Linked DNA regions of Mus musculus: region 1 is linked to region 2. A link is a loop called in an ENCODE intact Hi-C map of the cell type or tissue named here. Cell type or tissue: heart. All regions are shown on one strand. Links, peaks and the distances in the headings refer to the core of each region. The heading gives the core; the rest is flanking DNA.

The links. Peaks named below come from ENCODE experiments on the same cell type or tissue, not always from the same donor. Only the 100,000 strongest peaks of a DNase experiment are listed, where the experiment ranks them.
Region 1: a loop joins it to region 2, with 3 times the contacts of the local background. A loop is called at or near these places in 6 of 42 quality-filtered maps.

The regions. Positions count from the first base shown.
Region 1 is chr10:40,122,168-40,127,618 of GRCm38, reverse strand. The region is part of intron 1 of Slc16a10 (solute carrier family 16 (monocarboxylic acid transporters), member 10); the gene reads left to right. Among named protein-coding and RNA genes, the nearest start is that of Gm25613, 15 kb to the right of the region's middle. In heart, for the core only: no CTCF peak of the experiment used is centred there; a DNase peak (open chromatin) is centred at 2,298.
Region 2 is chr10:40,209,665-40,215,115 of GRCm38, reverse strand. No RefSeq gene overlaps it. Among named protein-coding and RNA genes, the nearest start is that of Rpf2, 35 kb to the left of the region's middle. In heart, for the core only: a CTCF peak has its summit at 2,478 (motif pointing right); a DNase peak (open chromatin) is centred at 2,495; H3K4me3 peaks cover 434 bases.

The DNA.
Region 1 (5,451 bases), core at 972-3,471, 87 kb after region 2:
ACACACACATTCATACACACACTCCCATACACATTCATTCATATGCACACTCATACGCACATACTCATATTCTCTCTCTCTCTCTCTCTCTCTCTCTGTCTCTCTCACACATACACACACACACAAACACAGTTAAAGTTTTAATTCATTGTGTGCATGTAGGAAATAACCAAAGAATAAAAATATTATATAAAACCTCAAACTTACTTATATAGAATGTTGGGCCGGGGATGTAGCTTCTTGGTAGAACACTTGTGAGGCCCTGGTATTTAATTTCTGTACCATAAACAAAAAAACATTTACTACCTACTCCAAACCAACTCAAACGTAAAGCCAAACCAGTCTGGGAGTTTAGGCTGTAGTTTGGTGGCCTCTAGATCATACCTTTTCAACAGCTATGGCCACTGTCCAGTGCTATAAAATCTAACATTTCTGTGCATGAGACTATTTTTTTTAAAGATTTATTTATTTAATGTATGCGAGTACACTGTAGCTGAACAGATGGTTGTGAGCCTTCATGTAGTTGTTGGGAATTAAATTTTAGGACCTCTGCTTGTTCCGGTTGTCCCCGCTCACTCTGGTCAACCCTGCTCACTCAGTCCCTGCTTGCTCCGGCTCAAAGATTTATTACATAAGTACGCTGTAGCTGTCTTCAGATGCACCAGAAGAGGGCATCAGATTTCTTTATGGGTGGTTGTGAGCCACCATGTGGATGCTGGGATTTGAACTCAGGACCTTTGGAAGAGCAGTCAGTGCTTTTACCCGCTGAGCCATCTCGTCAGCCTGAGACTTTTTTTGAGATTGTATTTTTTTTTTTTTTTCTAGACAGGGTTTCTCTGTATAGCTCTGGCTGTCCTGGAACTCACTCTGTAGACCAGGCTGGCCTCGAACTCAGAAATCCGCCTGCCTCTGCCTCCCGAGTGCTGGGATTAAAGGCGCGCGCCACCATGCCCGGTGAGATTGTATTTTTTTTTAACTGTTTGTGTACATGTAAGTACAGGTCATGTTTGAGGTCAAAGGCATAGGATGCTCTTAGAGCTAAAGTTATAGGCAGCTGGACGCCACCCAGCATGGCTGCTGGGGACTGAACTCAGGTCTTCTGCAATAGTTGCTGTTAGCCACTGAACCATCTCTCTAGCCCGTTATGTATATGTCTTTAAAACATTTAGTCAGCCATGGTAGTGGATATCTATAATCCCAGTACTTGGGAAGTAGAAACTATTTGATTGCTGTGAGGTTAAGGGCAGCCTGATCTATATAGTGAGACCCTGTTTCAAAAACATTTTTTTTTAAAAGAGAAATGTGTCTGAGTAATTTTTGAACAGAGTACCATAGTTTTATTCTATACTGGGATTCCTAGATTATGTCAGCCATTAGCAGGACCAAGGGTACCGGGGGCTGAGGGGAGCAGTTACCAGGGAAAGGCTGGCTCGACTTGTTTTGTTTTGTTTTGTTTGTTTTTTGGGACAGAGTTTCTCTGCGTTAACAGCCCTAGCTGTCCTAGAACTTGTTTCGTAGACCAGGCTGGACTTGAACTCCCAGAGATCTGCCTGTCTCTGCCTCTCTTTTTTGTGCCACCAACCCTGGTGAGTTTTTGTCATATAGAACACTGTTAAAGAGCAGAGAGATGGATATAAGGAGGTGGTGCCATAGATAAATGAGGCTGGGCATGGTTGCTTAAGCCTGTTTTCCTAAATCCCTGAGGCTGAGACGGGAGAATTGTGAGCAAGGGCATCATAAATTTGTAGTGTCTCAAAACTACAACAGAAACCCAAGATGGCTGGGAATGCACCTTTCACACTGGAGAGTAAAGCTGAGGCCAGCAGAGAGCTTTGGGAAGAGTGTGTATCTTCCACAGAGCATAGCACAACAGGAGTCAGGAATTCTGTTCTAGACAGACACAGGAGTGCTCCTGTCTTAAGAAAACAAAACCAAAACCAAAACAAAAACAAAAAAAAAAATCAAACACCCTCCCCAAACAAACAAACAAACAAACAAAAAAAAACCCAACACAATTCGTTTCTGCACATGCAGACACTGAAATCTGACCAGCAGAAGACATACCCTTGTGGCACTCATTGGCTGAGAGTGGAGCAGTTCCGGTTGAGATAATAACTGGTTACTTGGCTACATACAAGTAACTTTTTACTTAGTTTCCTGTCAGACAGTGAGCAGGGAGGGGAACAGATATAGACTCAGCCCTTGGAGATGTTCGAAGATACGTCCACCACTTCTGCTACTGAGCACGCCAGCCTGGCGCCTGTCATTGGATGACGACGAGTGTTGACTTGTGCTGTGTTGTAATCTCTTGGACGCAGGTCCTAGGTTGTTCTCTTGTGACTGAGGCTGAACCGAAGGTGCTAGAAGTGCAGTGACCCTGGAGGAAGAACCAGTCAGAGCAGGGGGTGGATGGGAGGGAAATGCAAGTTGTGCAACCATAGGATTTACTTTTTTTTTTTTTTAATTAAATTTATCCTTTTTGTGTATATGTGTAGGTGTGCACATGCCACCTTGTGCATGTGGAGGTCAGAGGACATCTTGTCGAGATTGCTTCTTTCCTTCCACCATGGGGATTCCAGGAACCAAACTCAGGTCGCCAGGTTTGGCATTACACACAAAACCATCTCCCCAATTTGCCCCGGCTCCATTTTGTAAGCGATGACGCCCCTTTCCCTTCAGTAACTGTTTCATCTTTTAGCATCATTTTCTATCAGTTACAAAGTCTGCCTGAAGGCAAATAGTGGCCCATGCCAGCGTTTTTATTTTCCTCAGCTGCTATGTGTGTTGGGAGGAACTAAGATGTGGTTTTCTGATTAGCAGGTATAAAGGCAGATGCTTATGGAAACTGGGGAATGGGGAAAGACAGTTGAGATATTTTTCTTCTGAAGAGTTTGAGAAACAGAAGGGCTGTGGACTTTTTTTTCACAAGGAGATAGCAAAGTTCAGGGGTTAAGATGAGCGAGGTTAGGCACTCCTTATGAGAATGCTATCATAATTAATTTGTTATGTGGTAGAATTAAAATTTTTTTTACATCTTTGATTGGGAAACAAATGCTGAGGCATTTAAAACACAGACTAATTTTGCAAAAAATAAAATGGTAAAAAGTTATCCTTAATCAAATTAAGCTGTCCTTTTCCTCTTAATTCATCATGATGGCTTTGGATGTATGGTGGCAACTGAGAGTGGATAATGCAAAAATGTCAAAGCAATGTAATCCCCATTATTCATGGTCACTTGAGAGGATAAACTAACCATTGGCCACTAATCTTGGGATGCTTACTCCGCTGACCTGGAAATATCCTTAATTTTTTTTTTGGAAAGCAAGTCAGTGAGTTAGTAAAGCTGTCAGAATTGATCAATTTCTCTAACTCTAATAGTAAGTGACTAGAAGCCTTTCCCTTCCTGCCTCATAGCACAGTCATTCCTTTACTCTGAAAACTATGGAGTGCATGCTAGAAGGGCACTCTATCCATCCAAGTTCAGAGACTTAGTTAGTGTAGGCGGAACAGAGCTGCCTTCAAGGTGCAGGCTGCAGACCACACGTCTTGTCTTGTTTTGTTTTAGAGACAGCATCTCATCCTGTGGCTCTTACAGACCTGGAACTCAGTTTTGTTTAATAGATAAAAAAAAATACAGTATTACTGTCTTATGGAATTTAAAATATTGATAAATACAAAATAAAACAAAAACATGTCCACCCAGAGACTTAAAGACCAATGTTCGTAGCAGCACTATTTATGAGAGGCAAAAACTAGAAACAATTAAAAAAGACCCAACATCTGGGATTGGTGATATAGGCCTGTAATCCAAACAACTTGGGAAGTTGAGTCAGGAGGATTGAAAGTTCAAGGCTACATAGCAAGACTCTGTATGTAAATAACAGAAAACAAACAAAAAATAATTCACACGCACAAAGAGAAGGAACCTGTAGAGAGGAAGAAAGTGAAGTTATCATGAGGGTAATTAATAGAATACGGTTTGTGAGGCTCCTGTAGTTGGGTTTGAGATCTGGGAGTCCAGAATCCATCTGGGTATTTGCAGGAGGGACTATCTACTTGGGATCTGGGGAGGAACTTGAGAAAATGTATGCATGTTTACTGAGAACCAGGGTGCTGACAGCAGGAGGTCTAGTTATGCAGACTGGAAGAGGATGGCAAAGGTTTGGCAACTGAGCGGTGATAAGACAAAGGACTGGAACCTAAACACAATGGGATCCATGCATCTGCAGTAAAGCCAGTTCCTAAGATTGTGCCTCCCTCCCTCCTGTGCTGTGCTCTGAGAGGTGATCAGTCAGTGCGAAGTGTACAGCTGATATAAGAACCAAAGCCAAACCATTTCATGTTTCTGTTGCCATCTCTGTTGATGGCTTCTCTCTGCCTGCACGCTGTCACTGGAGACTTGGAAATACTTGTGTAAGTTTTGGGTGATTAAATGTATAAAGCCTTACATTTTCACTTATGGTAAATATATATCATAAAGCTTGCCAGGTTGGTCATCTTAAGTGGCATTAAGCATATTCACAATGTGCTCACCTGTCATCGTTACCCTAGTGTTACCGTGAAGTGTAATTGTGTTATCCCTCTTCTGCCCTTTGTGTCAGTCCTGAGTTACAGACACAATAGGTTCCTTACTGAGTAGAGTACTCACAGCCTTGAAACCCAGACACTGCTAATACTGTTTAGGAGGCTTCAGTTTGCCAGGCACTTTGCAAAGCAGAGGATTGTGCTTATGGCATTGGGTTTATGGCTATTAAATTGCTGCATTGGCTTTATAGTTGTGTGGTTGTGATTTTTGTCACTGTCTTTTCCATAGCTGTGGAAGGTCTACAAGTGTGGGAGCTTTTATGTGCAGTGTTTACACAGTGCTTGGCTTGTGGTAGCCCATTCATTGGTGATGATTTGGTCTGTGTGTGTGTATGTACGTGTATACACATAGAGCCCAGAAGACAACCCTCTTGTTCTTCTTCAGGAGCTATCTACCTTGTGTGTATGGTTTTAAAATATGATAATTTTATTCATGTGTATAATAATTTTGATTATGTTTAGCGCACGCCCCATTTTCTAACTTTTCAGGATCTCCTCATCTCATCCCTACTCTCCCCCTAAAGATAACTCAGAGTTCAGTTAGAACTGCCTGTGTGTGCATGAGTGTGGGGCCACTCCCTAAAGCTTGCTCAGCTGACCAATGGTCATACTCCCAAGGAAGACTGATTCTTTCTCCACAGTGAGAGGGGGACCTCTGAGGGTTCCTCATGCTGCAGTGTTTACCTGTTTGATCATGTGCAGGCTTTGTGTAGGCAATCACAGCTGCTGTGAATTCATGAGTGCAAAGGCCTGTCAAGTCCAGAGGACATTGTCTTGCAGTAGTCCTCCTCATAGGATCATGTTAAGTGAAAGGGTGAAATTGAGAATGCTTAGTAAGATATCATTGTATATTCTTTAAAATGTGTA
Region 2 (5,451 bases), core at 1,023-3,522:
GTGATGTTAATTTTTATTTCATGTGCTTATTAACCATTTGTATATCTTCCATGGAGAATGTTTATTAACAGAGATTTTGTTTTGTTTGAGACAGGGTTTCTCTGTAATGGTCTGGCTGTCCTAGAATTCACTCCTTAGACCAGGCTGGCCTCAAACTCATGGACATCCATCTGCCTCTACCTCCTGAGTTATTAGCTGGGATTAAAGGCTTGTGCCACTAGGCCTAGCTACTTATATTACTTTAAAGGGCCTAGTCATGCGGTGGCCAAAGGTAGCAGCCCAAACTGGAAGTTGTGAATTTTGTTAACCAAGTAGATACACTTTCCAAAAAATAGTGTTTCTATTCCTGCTCTGGGTCTCCTTGCTTTCTCTTGTCCTAGGTTGATGTGTGTCCTCACCTATTAGAGACAGGTCTTACTGTGTGCTCAACCAGGGTAGTCCTCACATAGTGTGCTAGCCTCCTTTGTCTCCATGGTGACTGCATTCCAAGAGTTTCCAAAAAGGCCTTTGGCTCTCACACATCCAGGTACGGGACTTTCTAAGCTGTTTTCTGGACTGGCTGCTAGGGTTTTGGTTCAGGGTAACTAAAAACTGCTTTTGATCCTCTCAAAGGTCGATTCTTAGCATTGTAAAGCCAAACCTTACTTCCTTCAAGTAGTCTGGTTGTATCTGAAAATATGACCTCCCTGCCAGGTCTTGGTAACATAATCACCATTGTTAGTTGTATTGTTTCCAAGCTTCACGAGCTATAGATAGCTTAGCAAATACACTTTCTTAAATGTGCCTGTTTGGTCAGGGTCCAGGGTTCCTAGCCATAATCAGTAAAGTGAACAATAATTTTTATTGTCTCATCGTTGCTAGAACTATAATTTTAAAATATAAATAAATATATATATAATATACATATATTATATAGACATAAATTTAAAATATAATGTTTTATAAATATAAATTCAAACATATCATATATTATATATTTTATAATTTATATATTTATAAATAAATATTTTATAAATATATACATTTTATATATAATGTATAATAAAATTTAAAGTTACAGAAGCTTCCAGCTAGGATGGCAGACTGGAATGTGTCTCTGTGAGACCCACTGAATATGAGCCACAATAAAAAAGGAAAAATGAGCGGGGCTGTGTTGAATTGTGCCTTTAATTACATCCGTTGGGAGGCAAAAGCCTAGAACTCAGAGTTTTTGCCAAACTATCTATATAGCTCATGGAAGCTTGGGAAAGATACAGTTAGCAATGGTGAGTATGTTACCCAGACCTGGCAGGGAGGTCATATTTTCAGATACTTGAAGGATCTAAGGATTAGCGGAGTTCTAGGCCATCCTGGTCTGCAGAGCCAGTTCCAGGACTGTCTGGAAAAATTAAAAACAAAACAAATAAATAAACAAACAAAAAGCAAAACCGAACAAAACTAAGGTGGATACTGGAAAGATGGCTTGATTGTTAAGATCACTGGCTGTCTTCTAGAGTCCCCGGGGTTCAATGCCCAGCATACAACTAATTCTAGTTCCTGGAGATCCGGTGCCCTTTCTGGCTCCCCACGGGCAAAACGCTCACTCACTTGAAGTAAAAATAAATAAATCTAAAAGGATGGGAGAGCAAGCTTCAGAAATCCTTGAAGGTATTGATAGGATACCTGAAAGAGCTGAGAAAAAGATGCATGCTGTATGGAAAAGAAGGCAAGTCTTAGTCCCGCAGTACGTAGCCCTAAATGGGTTACATCTGAAACGTAAGCCGGGTGGCCCTGGTTAAGAGACTAGCTACCCTACCCTCACGACGAGTGCACAGCCTCACAAAGCCTCATATCCAGCTGAAGACTGTAATAAACACAGAGGCACAGAACAGCAGCGGAGAAGCATCCTTTGTATCACTTTGTATGGCTTACAAGGATTGGGAAATGTACCGACTGGAGAGAGAGCCACTGTTTGAAACGGAGCTACCTTGTGTGCCTGAGAACAAGAAACAAGTAAAGCCAGTTTATTCTGCCGCAGCTATGGGACTAGAACCTGTCTAGGGAGCAGGCAGAAGGGGCTGGAGCTCGGACTGGTTGATAAGTGGGTGTGGCAGGAGGTTGAACTCAGGCGGTCAAGCTCCAGGAAAAGGGCCCCCCACCCTCAGTAACTGAGCAGGCTTCACCTGCTGAGACCAACCCGGAGCTGGAGCTTGAGCGTCCTGAGCCGGAGGAGGTCAGCTGGTAGATAACTCTGAAGCCACTATCTGAGGAGAGCCTGGAAACTGAAGGCCCAGAGGTCTGTCTGTCTGTCTGTCTGTGCGGACCCCAGCTGCATCCCTCCAGCAGGGTGGTGAACATACAAGTGGTCTGAAAGATGGAAGTCAAGTACAGAGCACAGTACAGCCTTTACATCCCACACCCACAATGCCCTCGGGAGACACCTCCAGCTACCACAATAGCCACCAGGGGGTGTACACTGGAGTATTTCTCTACAGAGAAAAACTTGCCCAGCCCACAGACTGCAAAGCTAAGTATGGCCAGTAGAGGTCCCCTGTACCCAGAAAGTGACGGCTCTGGTGGCCATGGGTACTGAATACAGGCTCAACGCCAACCTAAACCACACGAAAGGCAAGAACCCTCAAGTCCAAATGACCTTCCCATCCAAGCGTATAAAGAGTAGCTTCTAGTTTTTGAAAACTTTTAGAAAACCCTTCAACTGTTGAACTCCAAGATGGAGTGACAGATGAAGACTTCAAAAGTTCATAAGGAGGGCTAGAGAGATGGCTCAGTGCTAAAGACCACTGACTGCTCTTCCAGAGGTCCTGAGTTCAATTCCCAGCAATCACATGGTGACTCACAACCATCTGTAATGGGATCTGATGACCTCTTCTGGTGTGTCTAAAGACAGCTACAGTGCACTCTTATACATAAAATAAATAAGTCTGTCTGTCTGTCTTTCTTTCCCAATTTTTTATTAGATATTTACTTCATTTACATTTCAAATGCTATCCTGAAAGTCCCCTATACCCCCCCACCCCCCCACCCACTCCCACTCCCACTTCTTGGTCCTGGTGTTTCCCCTGTACTGATCCCCTGTACTGAGGCATATAAAGTTTGCAACACCAAGGGGCCTCTCTTCCCAATGATAGCCGACTACATATGCAGCTAGAGACACAAGCTCTGGGGGTACTGGTTAGTTCATATTGTTGTTCCACCTATAGGGTTGCAGACCCCTTCAGCTCCTTAGGTACTTTCTTAGCTCCTCCACTGGGGGCCCTGTGTTCCATCCAATAGCTGACTGTGAGCATCCACTTCTGTGTTTGCCAGGCACTGGCGTAGCCTCACAAGAGACAGCGATATCAGGGTCCTTTCAGCAAAATCTTGCTGGTGTATGCAAAAGTGTCTGTGTTTGGCGGCTGATTATGGGATGGATCCCCGGGTGGGGCACTCTCTGGATCATCCATCCTTTTGTCTCAGCTCCAAACTTTGTCTCTGTAACTCCTTCTATGGGTGTTTTGTTCCCAATTCTAAGAAGAGGCAAAGTGTCCACACTTTGGTCTTTGTTCTTTTTGAGTTTCATGTGTTTTGCAAATTGTATCTTGGGTATTCTAAGTTTCTGGATTAATATCCACTAATCAGTGAGTACATCTCATGTGAGTTCTTTTGTGATTGGGTTACCTCACTTAGGATGATGCCCTCCAGGTCTATCCATTTGCCTTGGAATTTCATAAATTCATTGTTTTTAAGAGCTGAGTAGTACTCCATTGTATAAATGTACCACATTTTCTGTATTCATTCCTCTGTTGAGGGAAATCTGGGTTCTTTCCAACTTCTGGCTATTATAAATAAGGCTGCTATGAACATAGTGGAGCATGTGTTCTTATTACCTGTTGAAACATCTTCTGGATATATGGCCAGGAGAGGTATTGTGGGATCCTCCAGTAGTACTATGTCCAATTTTCTGAGGAACTGCCAGACTGATCTCCAGAGTGGTTGTACAAGCTTGCAATCACACCAACAATGGAGGAGTGTTCCCCTTTCTCCACATCCTTGCCAGCATCTGCTGTCATATGAATTTTTGATCTTAGCCACTCTGACTGGTGTGAGGTGGAATCTCAGGATTGTTTTGATTTGCATTTCCCTGATGATTAAGGATGTTGAACATTTTTTCAGGTGCTTCTCAGCCATTCGATATTCCTCAGTTGGGAATTCTTTGTTTAGCTCTGTGCCCTATTTTTTAATGGGGTTATTTGGTTTTCTGGAGCCCATCTTGAGTTCTTTATATATATATTGGATATTAGTCCCCTATCTGATTTAGGATAGGTAAAGATCCTTTCCCAATCTGTTGGTGGCCTTTTTGTCTTATAGACAGTGTCTTTTGCCTTACAGAAGCTGTGCAATTTTATGAGGTCCCAATGTCAATTCTCGATCTTGCAGCACAAGCCTTTGCTGTTCTATTCAGAAATTTTTCCCCTGTGCCCATATCTTCGAAGCTTTTCCCCACTTCTCTTCTGTAAGTTTCAGTGTCTCTGGTTTTATGTGGAGTTCCTTGATCCACTTAGACTTGACCTTAGTACAAGGAGATAAGAATGGATCAATTCGCATTCTTCTACATGATAACCACCAGTTCTGCCAGCACTATTTGTTGAAAATGCTGTCTTTTTTCCACTGGATGGTTTTAGCTCCCTTGTCAAAGATCAAGTGACCATAGGTGTGTGGGTGTAGGGAGCGGGTGTGGCGGTAGTCCCAAGATGGCGCTCGAGACTGCAGCCAAGTCTTATGACTTGCACCTGACTTCCTCATACACCGGAAAATAATCCACGTCCATCGTGAGAGCTGCGAAGGCGCACCATGACAAAAGATCAGGCCATTTGACGAAGGCTAATGAACTGAGATTACGCGGACTGGGCTGATGGGGCGTGGTTGAGGGGTTGTATAAGGGATTGCGATTGGGGGCTAGGAGAGATTCCTGCTTGCATGTTAAAAGGTTCCTGAATAAACTGCTTTGAGAAGAACCCTGTGTAGTCGCTCTTTTCTGCTGGTTCGGAGACAGAAGCGACATGTGGGTTCATTTCTGGGTCTTCAATTCTATTCCATTCGTCTACCTGTCTGTCGCTATAGCAGTACCATGTAGTTTTTAATCACAATTGCTCTGTAGTACAGCTTTAGGTCAGGCAAGGTGATTCCACCAGAGATTCTTTTATCATTGAGAAGAGTTTTTACTATCCTAGGTTGTTTGTTATTCCAGATAAATTTGCAAATTGCCCTTTCTAATTCGTTGAAGAATTGAGTTGGAATTTTGAAGGGGATTGCATTGAATCTGTAGATTGCTTTTGGCAGGATAGCCATTTTTACTATATTGATCCTGCCAATCCATGAGCATGGGAGATCCTTCCATCTTCTGAGATCTTCTTTAATTTCTTTCTTCAGAGACTTGAAGTTGTTATCATACAGATTTTTCACTTCCTTGAA